3 separate regions of the Homo sapiens genome follow, and all the other regions are linked to region 1. Evidence: chromatin contacts called from ENCODE Hi-C or POLR2A ChIA-PET data. All regions are on one chromosome and are shown on one strand. The core of a region is the stretch at or near the end of the contact, and the rest is flanking DNA. Distances in the headings are between cores, read along the strand shown. Region 1 overlaps NUMB (NUMB endocytic adaptor protein). Region 2 overlaps DNAL1 (dynein axonemal light chain 1). Region 3 holds the start of MIDEAS-AS1 (MIDEAS antisense RNA 1).

What was found. A loop is a pair of places that touch in the nucleus more often than their neighbours do. ChIA-PET counts read pairs that join two places held with the same protein, here RNA polymerase II (POLR2A). Pooled maps may share reads with other maps.
Region 2: a loop to region 1 is called in a map with no recorded cell type, with 8 times the contacts of the local background. The contact joins two enhancer-like sites. A Hi-C loop is called at or near these places in 3 of 37 single-sample maps with no recorded cell type and 5 of 50 pooled maps. POLR2A ChIA-PET finds 5 or more read pairs at or near these places in 1 of 52 experiments (BJ).
Region 3: a loop to region 1 is called in a pooled map, with 2.3 times the contacts of the local background. The contact joins the promoter of MIDEAS-AS1 here to the enhancer-like site in region 1. A Hi-C loop is called at or near these places in 4 of 37 single-sample maps with no recorded cell type and 3 of 50 pooled maps.

Annotation. Positions count from the first base shown.
Region 1 is chr14:73,399,149-73,403,122 of GRCh38, forward strand. The region is part of intron 2 of NUMB (NUMB endocytic adaptor protein); the gene reads right to left. Among named protein-coding and RNA genes, the nearest start is that of NUMB, 57 kb to the right of the region's middle. Within about 2 kb of position 2,348, at least 2 of the 41 ENCODE cell types and tissues checked have a DNase peak (open chromatin) inside an H3K27ac peak, as active enhancers do.
Region 2 is chr14:73,693,879-73,697,881 of GRCh38, forward strand. It overlaps DNAL1 (dynein axonemal light chain 1), which reads left to right. Exons shown (of 8, transcript NM_031427.4): 8 at 2,024-4,003. The coding sequence ends at 2,064. Among named protein-coding and RNA genes, the nearest start is that of PNMA1, 19 kb to the right of the region's middle. Within about 2 kb of position 2,738, at least 4 of the 41 ENCODE cell types and tissues checked have a DNase peak (open chromatin) inside an H3K27ac peak, as active enhancers do.
Region 3 is chr14:73,785,031-73,789,016 of GRCh38, forward strand. MIDEAS-AS1 (MIDEAS antisense RNA 1) reads left to right here and starts at 2,330. Exons shown (of 3, transcript NR_109995.1): 1 at 2,330-2,479. It also overlaps a transcript of MIDEAS not described here. RefSeq lists silencers at 1,775-2,364, 2,415-2,464, 2,545-2,604 and an enhancer at 2,955-3,004.

The sequences.
Region 1 (3,974 bases), core at 1,098-3,597:
CGGATTAAAAACACATACACACAAAACAATATGAAAATATTTCAAAAATAAGCACTTACTTACATTAAGCATATTAAATAGTTGGCCCTCCACATCCATGGGTTCAACCAGCTATGGACTGAAAATATGCCAGAGCCGGGCACAGCGGCTCACGCCTATAATCCTGGCACTTCGGGAGGCTGAGGCGGGCAGATCACCTGAGGTCCGGAGTTAGAAACCAGCCTGACGAAAATGGAGAAACCCTGTCTCTACTAAAAATACAAAATTAGCCGGGTGTGGTGGCGCATGCCTATAATCTCTGCTACTTGGAAGGCTGAGGCAGGAGAATTGCTTGAACCCAGGACACAGAGGCTGCAGTGAGCCGAGATTGTGCCATTGCACTCCAGCCTGGGCGACAAGAGAGAAACTATGTCTCAAAAAAGAAAAAAAAATATGCCAGAGAAAAAAAGGCTTAGCCATATGCAGTGGCTGACATCTGTAATTCCAACAACTCCAGAGGCTAAACTAGGAGGACTGCTTGAGGCCAGGAGTTTGAGCTTACAGTGAACAATGACTACACCACTGCACTCCAGCATGGGCAACACAGCAAGAGCCTGTCTCTAAAAAATAAACAGGCCAGGCATGGTGGCTCACACCTGTAATCCCAACACTTTGGGAGGCCAAGGCCAGTGGATCACTTGAGGTCAGGAGTTCAAGACCAGCCTAGCCAACATGGAGAAACCCCATCTCTACAAAAATAAAAAAATTAGCTGGATGTCGTGGCATCTGTAATCCCAGCTACTCGGGAGGCTGAGGCAGGAGAATCGTTTGAACGCAGGAGATGGAGGTTGCAGTGAGCTGAGATCGTGCCACTGCACTCCAGCCTGGGCGATGGAGTGAGACTCTGTCTCAAAAACAAAAACAAAAAAAAACAAAAAAGTAAAAATATATAAATGAATAAGCAAGCAAGTGAGCTAGCAAGTCATGAAGAGCAGACATGAAAGAACTTTAAATGCACACTACTAAGTGAAAGAAGCCAATCTGAAAAGGCTACATATACCATATGATTCCAACTATATGACATTCTGGAAAAGGCACAACTATGGAGACAGGAAAAGGATCAGTGGTTACCAAAGGTTAGGTGAGAGGAAGGGATGGACAGCCAGAGCACAGAGAATCTTTGGGGTAGTAAACCTATTTTGCATGATACTACAGTGGTGGATGCATGTCATTACATTTGCCAAAATCCTTGAAAGTACAACACCAAGAATAAACTCTAATGTAACCTAAGGACTTAGGGTGAAAATAATGTGTCAATGTGGGTTTATCGATTATAACAAATTATGAAACATATAATTGGTCTTCTTGCCCTTTCCTGACATATACCTCATAAAACCATTGGCACCTCTGGAGTGATGAGTATCTTTTACATGCTAATGAGATGACAGTGGCTGGACATCTCTAGATAGCTTCAAGGATAAGGGCTGGTCACCTGAAAGACCAAGGCATGATAAGAGGGTTGCCCCCAACCTCCAGAGAGGGAAGAGGAGCTGAAGGGTAAGCTGATTACAAATGGCCAATGACTTAATCAATCATGCCTATGTAATGAGGCTTCCATAAAAACCCGAAAGGACAGGGTTTGGAGAGCTTCCGGATAGATGAACACTTGGAGGTTCCAGGAGGGTGGCACACCTGAAGAAGGCATGGCATGCCCCTTTCCACATACCTTGCCCTATGCATCTCTTCCATCTGTCTCCTTTGTAATACCCTTTATGATAACCCAATAAATGTAAATGAAGTGTTTCCCTGAGTTCTGTGAGCCACTCTAGCAAATTAATTGAACCAAAAGAGGGAGCTGTGGTAACCCCAATTTATGGCTAATCAGCCAGAAGCACAGGACACAACGTGGGGCTTGCAATTTAAGTAGGGGATTGAGCCCTCAACCTGTGGGATCTGATTCTATCTCCAAGTAAATAATGTCAGAATTGAGTTAAAATGTAGGATACCCAGCTGGTGTCTGCCAAAGAATTGACTGGGTTGCTGGTAGATAGAAATCCCCACGCATTTTGGTGACCAGAGGTGCTGTGTTATACTGAGTTTGTATTGGTTTGATTTTTCTTATATCTCCTGTGTACTATTCTGGTAAGGAATGTTGACAGTAAGAAAGGCTGTGGGTTTGTGGGGGCAACAGGTATATGGAAACTCTCTGTATTTTTTTTGCTCAATTTTGCTATAAACCTGAAACTGTTCTAAAAAAATTAAGTCTTCCAAAACTAACAAAAAAAAAAACAGGGGATGGTACTCATGAACCAATAATGACTAACTGGCTATAAACAAACAAAACAAAGAAGTACAGATCTGGAAGGTTCATGTCAAAGGCACCAGAGCACATCCATGTGTACAACGGAAACCACTAACAAAATATGTAAGACTAAATTTTTTTTTTTTTTTTTTTTTTTTGAGACGGAGTCTCGCTCTGTCGCCCAGGCTGGAGTGCAGTGGCATGACCTTGGCTCACTGCAAGCTCCACCTCCCAGGTTCAAGTCATTCTCCTGCCTCAGCCTCCCAGGCAGCTGGGACCACAGGTGCCTGCCACCACGCCCAGCTAATTTTCTGTATTTTTAGTAGAGATGGGGTTTCACTGTGCTAGCCAGGATGGTCTCGATCTCCTGACCTTGTGATCCGCCCACCTCGGCCTCCCAGAGTGCTGGGATTACAGGCGTGAGCCACCACATCCGGCCTAAATTTGTTTTTGAGACAGGGTCTCTGTCACCCAGGCTGGAGAGCAGTGGGGTACAATCAGAGCTCACTGCAGCCTCAAACTGCTGGGCTCAAGCAATCTTCCTGCCTCAGCCTTCGTGAGTAGCTAGGACCACGTGCACGCACCACCATGTCCAGCTAATTTTTTAGAATTATTTGTAATGACAAGGTCTCACTATGTTTGCCCAGGCTGCAATCAAACTCCTGAGCTCAAGTGATTCCTCTGCCTCAGCCTCCCAAAGTGCTAGGATTACAGGAGTGAGCCACTGCACCTGGCTAAAAACTTTTTATCATGGTGGGAAAAGACCTCATAATTCAAATCCAGTTTCTGCAGCTATTTTTCTTCAACAGATGGAGAAAAATACTACTAATCAACAGTATCTCCTTGATCACAAATACATTTCTAGAGTAAATTAAATGACTGATTCCCTATCTGTTATATGGATCCTAAAACATAAAAATAATAACTAAAAATAGCAGGAGCAGATGCCTTTTACTGAGAGCCCATAAAGTATTGCACTGTAGATATATCTAATCTAACAATCCTCAGAGATTACACACTATATTACTATCTCAGAGAGATTAATTGATTTGCCTAAGAACACACAACTATGTAGTGTAACTAGGAATCAAATATAATCTTCTACTATAAAGTCTGTGCTCTCTCACTCTACCCCAATGTCCACATACCAAACAATTATAATAATAATATCTTCCATTGTAGCACCTCCAATGTATTAGGCACTGTATTAGGTACTTTACATAAATTATCTCCTTCACACTTCACGACTGCCTTGAAAGTCAGATATTATTAATTCCATTTTACAGATGAGGAAACAGAAGCTTATAAACTCAGTAACTTGCCCAAGGTCTCAAGATTCAAGCCAAGTTTCACTTTGCGTTATCAAAAGCTCACTTTCACAACTAAATTTAAAATTATCTTTACTATTTTTAGTCCTTTGGTTCTCCACACTACCCAGTTAAATGTGTATTATGTAATAATAAAGCACCTATGTGCTGAACATCACATTGAAGTCAAACAAACACAATTTTGATATAAAATAAATGTAATCATATAACTGTGACAGATGTTAACTGGTTACTCAAAAGGCCATTCCCAAATCCCTACTCCCTCCTTGCCTCTCATTACAGAGGCCAAAAGACGAAAACAGCTGGAGGTGACCATATGACCCAATTTTGGCCCTTGGAACATCAGAAGTGACTTGCTGGAATCA
Region 2 (4,003 bases), core at 1,488-3,987, 300 kb after region 1:
ACATTTATCAATCTGTACGTTATAATTTGTACACTTTGTATGTTGCGCGTCAACAAAAAGTTCACTTGTCCCACAAACAAATGCTCAGGAGTGTACAGAGAGGTCAAACTATGCTCACTGCCGTAAAGAACATGTCCCTCTTGGAAGGCATCACTGAGGAAGAGAGGTACTGGGGTTTGTTCTTCATAAAGGGTAGGATTTAGATGGGAGGAGAGTTGAGGACATTACAAAATGAAGGAACTTTAAGCTGGGCACGGTGGCATGCACCTGTAGATCCAGCTACTTGGGAGGCTGAGGCATGAAGATCCTTTGAGCCCAGGAGTTCAAGTCCAGCCTGGGCAACATAGCAAGCCCTGTCTATAAATAAATAAATAAATAAATAAATAAATAAATAAATAAATAAATAAATAAAGTCTTCAGAGAAGAGAAGAGAAAAGGGAAAGAAAAATGAAGGAACTTTGTTAACCAGTAGGCCAGAGGTAAAAGTGTGCAAGATGAGTTTGGGAGACGATGAACTGATCAGGTTAGCTGGAGTGCAGGGTAAATGGCTGAAGAGTTAAGACTGAATACTCAGCTGGGGTCAGACTGGCTTCAAATGCTAAAGCTCAGATGGGTGGCCGTTGGCCCAGTGAGAGCCAGAGATGTGCTTTGTTTCCTCTACAGTGATTTTTTTTTCAGTGTATCCCCAATGTTCAGCAATTGGGGGAGGTCATATAAAATGACAATTAGAGGAGTTCAGATTTTTGGCAGTACTGTGATTACACATTTTATTGTGGGAAATGAGGAATATTTCTTTATGCTTAACATAGAAAACTTTTTTTTTTTTTTTGAGATGGAGTCTTGCTCTGTCGCCCAGGCTGGAGTGCAATGGCATGATCTTGGTTCACTGCAACCTCCGCCTCCCGGGTTCAAGCGATTCTCCTGCCTCAGCCTTCTGAGTAGATGGGATTACAGGCATGCGCCACAACAGCCAGCCAATTTTGTATTTTTAGTAGAGATGGGGTTTCACCATGTTCGCCAGGCTGGTCTCGAACCCCTGACTTCAAGTGATCCACCCGCCTCGGCCTCCCAAAGTGGTGGGATTACAGGCGTGAGCCACCGCGCCCGGCCCATAGAAAGCTTTTAACATGTACAGAACTTACTTTATTTTTCTACTTGGTACTTGTTGGCTTTTTTTTTTTTTTTTTTTTTTTTTGAGACAGGGTCTTACTCTGCCACCCAGGCTGGAGTGCAGTGGCATAATTACAGCTCACCATAGCCTGGACATCCCAGGCTCAAGTGATCCTCCCACCTCAGCCTCCAAAGTAGTTGAAGACTACAGGCTCACACCACCATGCCTGGCTAATTTTTTTTATTTTTTGTAGAGATGGGGTCTTGCTATGTTGCCCAGGCTGGTCTCCAACTCCTAGGCTTAAGCGCTTCTCTCATCTGGCCTCCCAAAGTGCTGGAATTAGAGGCAGTGAGCCACCATGCCTGGCCATAGGCATTTTTATTTGCGATTTGGCAGTTAGGGGGCTTAATATTCACAAGTATGTATACTAAACCATTTGAGAATTCCCCTGAGAAGCTTTTCAGATAATTTGAAATTAAAGAGATTATTTTGTGAAATTATTTTTATTACGGCACACTTCATAGTATCTCAGAGCTTCTCAGGTTTTTCTTTTTTCTGAGATGGAGTTTTGCTCTTGTCACCCAGGCTGGAGTGCAATGGTATAATCTTGGCTCACTGCAACCTCTGCCTCCCGGGTTCAAGCGATTCTCCTGCCTCAGCCTCCCAAGTAACTGGGATTACAACCGCCCGCCACCATGCCCAGCTAATTTTTGTATTTTTATAGAGACGGGGTTTCACCATGTTGGCCAGGATGGTCTTGAACTCCTGACCTCAGGTGATCCACCCGCCTCAGCCTCCCAAAGTGCTGGGATTACAGGCGTGAGCCACCGTGCCCGGCCAGGAAAATATTTTCATCTAGAATTTTAGCAATTTTTTGAGAATAACCAGTAATAATTTTCTTTTTCATTTTAGGTACTCCAGTAATTAAAGGGGATGAGGAAGAAGACAACTAATGCCACGCTTTCCACTGTGTGTTAACTTATTTAAATGTCATAAGAACAATAGATAAATTTTATATAATTGTCTATTTTAAAGATTCTGTATGGGACAAAAGTTTCTTAAGATAAAACAGATCACTCATTCTCATCTTTTTTTTTCCTTTAACTTATTCAGTGTTTCTCCCCAAAACTGGTAATGCCAACCTTATATATCCTATTTCTCTTTTTAGAAACCACAAATTTTCGATTTTTGTCTTCAGTCTCAGTTACGTACTGTGTAGCCCCATCTACTAAAACAAAACCTTTGTAGACCAGTCATTTTTAATAACAAAGGAACAAATGTTTTTTTCAGTTTGTTCATTTTTTTTAGGTTAGACATTTTAAAAGATGTACATTTGAAAATTCAGAACATTTTTCCTGAAGGTCTGTCTCTGTACAATTCAGAAGCACATGCCTTTAGCTCAGAAGGCAGCATGGTGATGGGAAGAGTTCCTCTTAGAAATACAGCAGGTCCGGAACCAAGACTCCAAAGTTCCATTGGAAAAGATATGGTGAAAAAAGGAAAAAGTAGTATCTCAGAGACCTTCTAGTCTATATTATACTTATTTGTTTTTCCAAAAATGTGCACATTGTCAACTGGAATTTAGGTTGTTTTTATATGCATGGCCACTTGAGTCATTGTGTACAGTCATTCTGTGATCTCAGTTAGTGGTTAAAATGACTGTCATGATCATTTCTTTGACTGATAATGTGGCAATGTTACTCATGTGGACCTCGCCTTAAGCACACATTTTGGTTTTATAGTTCCTTATGTGTTTAAAGCATTAGTTATATTTGAATTCCTAGACTAAATGCTGGCCATTGATGTATGTCAAAATTTACCCTAATTATTTGGTCTGGTGACCCTCATTGTTGGGAAAAGTGACTACCATGGTTATAAGTAAGGGTATAATGAAACTTAGTATTTCAAAATATATTTTTTGAGAAGTTCTAAGTTAAACAGCTCTTAAAATGTATTATGTACGTGGTTGTGGAGGGAAGGGAGATGTTTCATTATGAGATCCCAGGCAAATGGCAATATGTTTGAGGATTGTCTCCTACATAAAGCAGTGTAGGTGATTTAACCTCAAAATTGCAAAGCAATAGTTAGATGCAGAGGTTAGAATTTATCATGTAAACAAAAAATCCTTCAGGAAAATGTAAGACATTGTAGTCAGTAAGCAGATGAGGTCATAGGAGGCCATGGCTGGATCACTATTAGATTGCAGAAAAGAAGTCAGGGGCCCTCTGCCAAATTGTGCCTAAAGTCCCTCAGAGACTGTTGATTCTGGTTTCCCCATCTACTTGTGTGATTTTACTTGCATAAAATCACAGTGAAAGAGGGAAGAATCATCTTTAAAAAGTGATTGCATAAGTAGTCCTGGGTTTCAGAAGATTTCAGCTATCATTTACATAGGAATTACTTGATTTTTCTAAGTTACTCTGATCAAAAGGGACCACTGCTTTGACAATCAACTCTAAATACAAACAAGAGGCCAGGCGTGGTGGCTCATGCCTGTCATCCCAGCACTTTGGGAGGCCGAGGCGGGCGGATCATCTGAGATCAGGAGTTCAAGACCAGCCTGACCAACATGGTGAAACCCCGTCTCTACTAAAAATACAAAAATTAGCCAGTCCTGGTGGTGGGCGCCTGTAGTCCCAACTACTCGGGAGGCTGAGGCAGGAGAATCATTTGAACCCGGGAGGCGGAGGTTGCAGTGAGCCGAGATTGCGCCATTGCACTCCAGCCTGGGCAATAGAGCGAGACTCCATATTTAAAAAAAAAAAAAAAAAAAAAAGAGGAAAACTTGGTCTAACACCCTTTTAGTTTTCTTTTCTCTCTTCTTTTCAATCTGATAGGAAGAAACCTTATTCTACTCTAGCTGGTTTATGCATTCAAAGCCTTTGGACATTT
Region 3 (3,986 bases), core at 1,080-3,579, 390 kb after region 1:
TGCACTGGAATCATCAGTACCTGCCACTCTGAGCAGAGAGGCTGCCCATGCCCAGCATAAGGTGGTACCACCTAGCCACACAGCAACGTAGCTGGGCTGAGTGCTCCCCATGAGCGTCTTCTGCCTAGGACAGGGAGTTATCAGGTTGAGATTTAGAATGTGAAAACGATGGCCCTGCACAAATCCAATACACGCCTTTTTTACTGTGTTTTAAATCTCTCTATACAATTATACCCCTGTAAGGCCCTCAACAAGACACTGTTTGCCTTCTTTCCATACTTGCAGGCTTGGCTCCCTTCCTGCAAGGCAGCATGGCAAATGGGAGGATCCCTGCTCTGGTCTGTGCCACAGTCCCTGCTAAGAAAGTGGGCCTAGGGTTCCTATGGAGAAGGAGGAGTCACTCCTCTGCCCCTCCCAGACCCAGACCACCAGCACAGACAAAAGTGCTACCACTTGCACGTTTCCTCTTTGCCCAGCACAATAAAGGAATTAGGACCTACCACCTACTAAGTTTCTGCAGCTGACACTTCCAGGCTTAAAGTCTAGCACGCCAGCTCAGTCACACATGGTCTGACGAGTCCTCTTTGCAACTCAGCCCCAACCCAGCCACCCGTGCAATTTTGCTAATTCAAACAGCTTTCCCGTTTAGAGAGGTTGATAGCCATCTCCCATCTCCTTTTCCTACTGACGTCATCCCACATTTTCTCCGGAGACAAATAAGGGTAGAGTTCCTGGGATAGTTTTCAGGCTGCCTAAGATAGGAGTGCAGTGGCCTCCCGAGTCCACCCCACATCTCAGGCTTTGGACAAGTCGTCAAAAGTGAGAGGGAGGTAATGAAATAAATCACCTAGCTAGGGTTAAAGGGCAAAAAGAATTTGGAGACTGCAGCTCAGACCCAGATCTATCCTGGGCATTTGCAGTGCAAAGCTGCGTTTTCTTCGCCACTACCGAGGTCTTGCACAATAGCCTGTGTATAAACATCCACGCCAACAATGCCTGACTGTGCAATCACGCTGTAATTACAGGCCGGCAGGAAGCTGCTGCTAGGAACTGCACCATTCAACCTCTAGGACACCCCATCTCGAGTCTCCACGGCTCGGACGCACTTTCCTGCACACACCAACGTGTCCCCGCCGCCGCCGCTACAGTTGCAGTCTCGCCACTGGCCCGGGCCGCCAGCCCCTAGTTACTCTGCAGGAATGTCCCAAACTTCTCAGCTGTTCTTTAAAAAACCCTGCGCCACGAGGCTACCGAGGGCGACGGGAACCACCGTCAAAGTTCCTGCAGCACATTCCTGCAGCCCTTGCAGTTTTAGGAAACAGAAAAGAACGAGATGCCACAGAGTCCGCTGGAAGCGGGTTTCTGAGTTTTATATAGAAAACACTCACATATGTACGTGGGTGTGCTGACAGTTTTTATGGCTAAATTGCAAAGTGTTAGGCCTTAGCGATCACTGTCAGGTTTGGGACATGGTTGGGAAGGGTAAAGGGGGAGTCAGGAGCGATTCATTTCAAGGGGGCTTGGGGACAATTCCGGTTTGGTTTTCTGAAAATGCGTAGGGTTGTTTTCCCAAACTTCCGAGCTACTCTGCTCTTCGTCCCAGGAAGGCCAAGCAAATAAAAGTCCGGGGAAAGTTCCTTTAACTTCCTTCCTGCGCCCTCGACAAGGGCTGCGAAGAGGAAGAGGTCATTTCCCAGGGAAGCACCGGGCAGGGGCCGAGAGCTGCGCCCAGCCTGCAGGGATGGAGGCGCTGGGCGGAGGGCTGGCTGCAGACGTAGGCCCCGGAAAGCCCCTTCCCCCCACCCTACCTCAGGCCAACGGCGCCTGGAGCTGGCCCCGCTGCAGCCCTTGCTGTTTGAAGTCCCGCGGCAAAGCGGCGACAACACCGGCGCAGCCCGGCGCCCCGACCCCGGCCGCCGAGCTCCCTCCCTGCAGCACCCCGGCACCCCAGCGCCCGGCCCAACCCGGCCCGCCACATCCGCGCCCGCGCGGCCCAGCCCGAGCCCCGGAACGATTCCGAGCCCCACGCCGGCGCCCGGTGGCGGGAGGGGGCGCCGAGCCCGCGGCTTACCTGCGTGCTGGATCCCCGGGCTGCTCGGAGGGGTGCGGGGCGCAGGCGAGTGCGGCCCGCAGACTCTAACTTTGTTGCTCTCGGGACGGCGCAGTCGTCACTTCCTCGCGGAGCGGGCGGTGCGGCCCGGGCTGTGCGGCCCGGGCTGTGACCCAGCGGCTCGCGCGGTGGCGCGCAGGGCCCTGCAGCCAGCCGCCCCGCCCGCGCCCCCGGCTCCGCGCGCCCCTGGCCCCAGGCGCCGTCTCCCCACTCTGCGCGCCCTCGGCTGCGGGGTAGCGGGCAGCCCTGCGCTGCCGGCCGCCTAGCCTGCACCCCCCGCCCTGGGAGGGAAGCCTCGCTCCAGCCGCGTCGTTTCCGCGCCGAAGTGCGATCCGGGGCCCCGCGCTGGAGTCCCCTGCTCTCAGGCTGGTCTGGAAGGTGGTGGTGGGGTTCAGGGTCCCCGGAAAGCTGGGGTTCCAGGGTAAACACCAGTACACAAACAAAGCGGTGGGGGAGGGGAAAGAAAAAGTTTTTCCGTTTGGTGTTGGGGCTAAAAGGGTCATGTCAGAAAGCAGTGTGCTCTATGTGTTCTTAATGCCTAAAGTGGGCCTTAAAACAAGGGTCCCTGTCCCCACGTTCTCTCTAAAAGTCTGCATGATGTCCCTCGTCATTTCTACGGGTTATAAGTGAGCAAGACGTTTACCACGTATCACACTTCTGGGGGCTATTTCAACGCCCAAGCTGGGGCTGCAGAATGGTTTCTGTTCTAATCCTCCCCCGCGATTTCCACCTCTTTACACTCAACTCACAGAAAATAGAGTCTGATGCATTCTGTGTTTCATCACCGGTCAAAAGTGACTTTGAGGGTAGGGTGGAGGCCTGAGAAGGGCAGCTTCAGGCAATAGTAATCCTGAAATTTATCATTGCTCAAAATAAATGTGCTCACCTTATTAAAAAGTACAACGGAAAGCCACCTTTAAGATAAGTAGCAACCAAGTCGTTAAACAGCAGTCTTCAAGGAAGAACTCCTGATCTCATAAGGCTGGAGAAAAAACGGGGTTAGCCTTTGCTGGTGAAAAAAAAAAAAAAAGACATTCGAAACTGCAGTGAAGGGCTTTCATAACAGAAACATTAGCTTCATTGTAGCTTGTCGTGGAAAACAGGGACCTTTTAATAGGTGGTTCAAAAGCATCAGTTAGGGCTCAACAATTTTCCTTTTTTCCCCAAATACTGCTTCTCCTAGCACATTGGCCAGATAAAACCTCCCCCCTTTCAATGCTTCATCTTTTTATGAAAACACAGGAAACCATAAACTTGAGTGAAGGCTTTGTTCAGAAAGGTGGATGTAAGACTGATGGAAAATGACATTTGGGAAATGATCCCCAGGTCTGTGTTAATCTCTCATGGAAAGCCACAGACTCACCCAAAGATAGGCGTATGAAGATCGAAGCTCTCCTAGCAACATGAAATCCTCCACGTTGCAGCTGCTACGCCCTAGTTCTGATTTTTACTAAGACATTAATGGCACATTATAAATACAAAATGTGCAATGCAAGAAAAATAATACTGCTTTGAGAAATAACTGCATCATTAGACTCAATAATTAAAGTTCCCTGAAATTCTTCTTACATCACGCTATTGTGGGGAGATGGTGAAGGGATTGCCCATTTCAATTTTGGAATAAATAGAAGTAATTCCTTAGTGCATTCTGCTTAAGGCAACCAATGAGAGAATATGTTAGCCAGGCTTCTAAAGGCAATCATGTGATACTCCATATTTGCTAAAACAAGAGCTGAATATTTTTTTTGTTCCATATGCAATTCCAAATTTTCAGTCACAATTTCATGAATATTCAGTATTTCTGCATGCCCAGGAGTAATTAGCAGACAGTGTAAATGTGTGAAGGCCTGACACTTACACATACATTGCTTTTTTC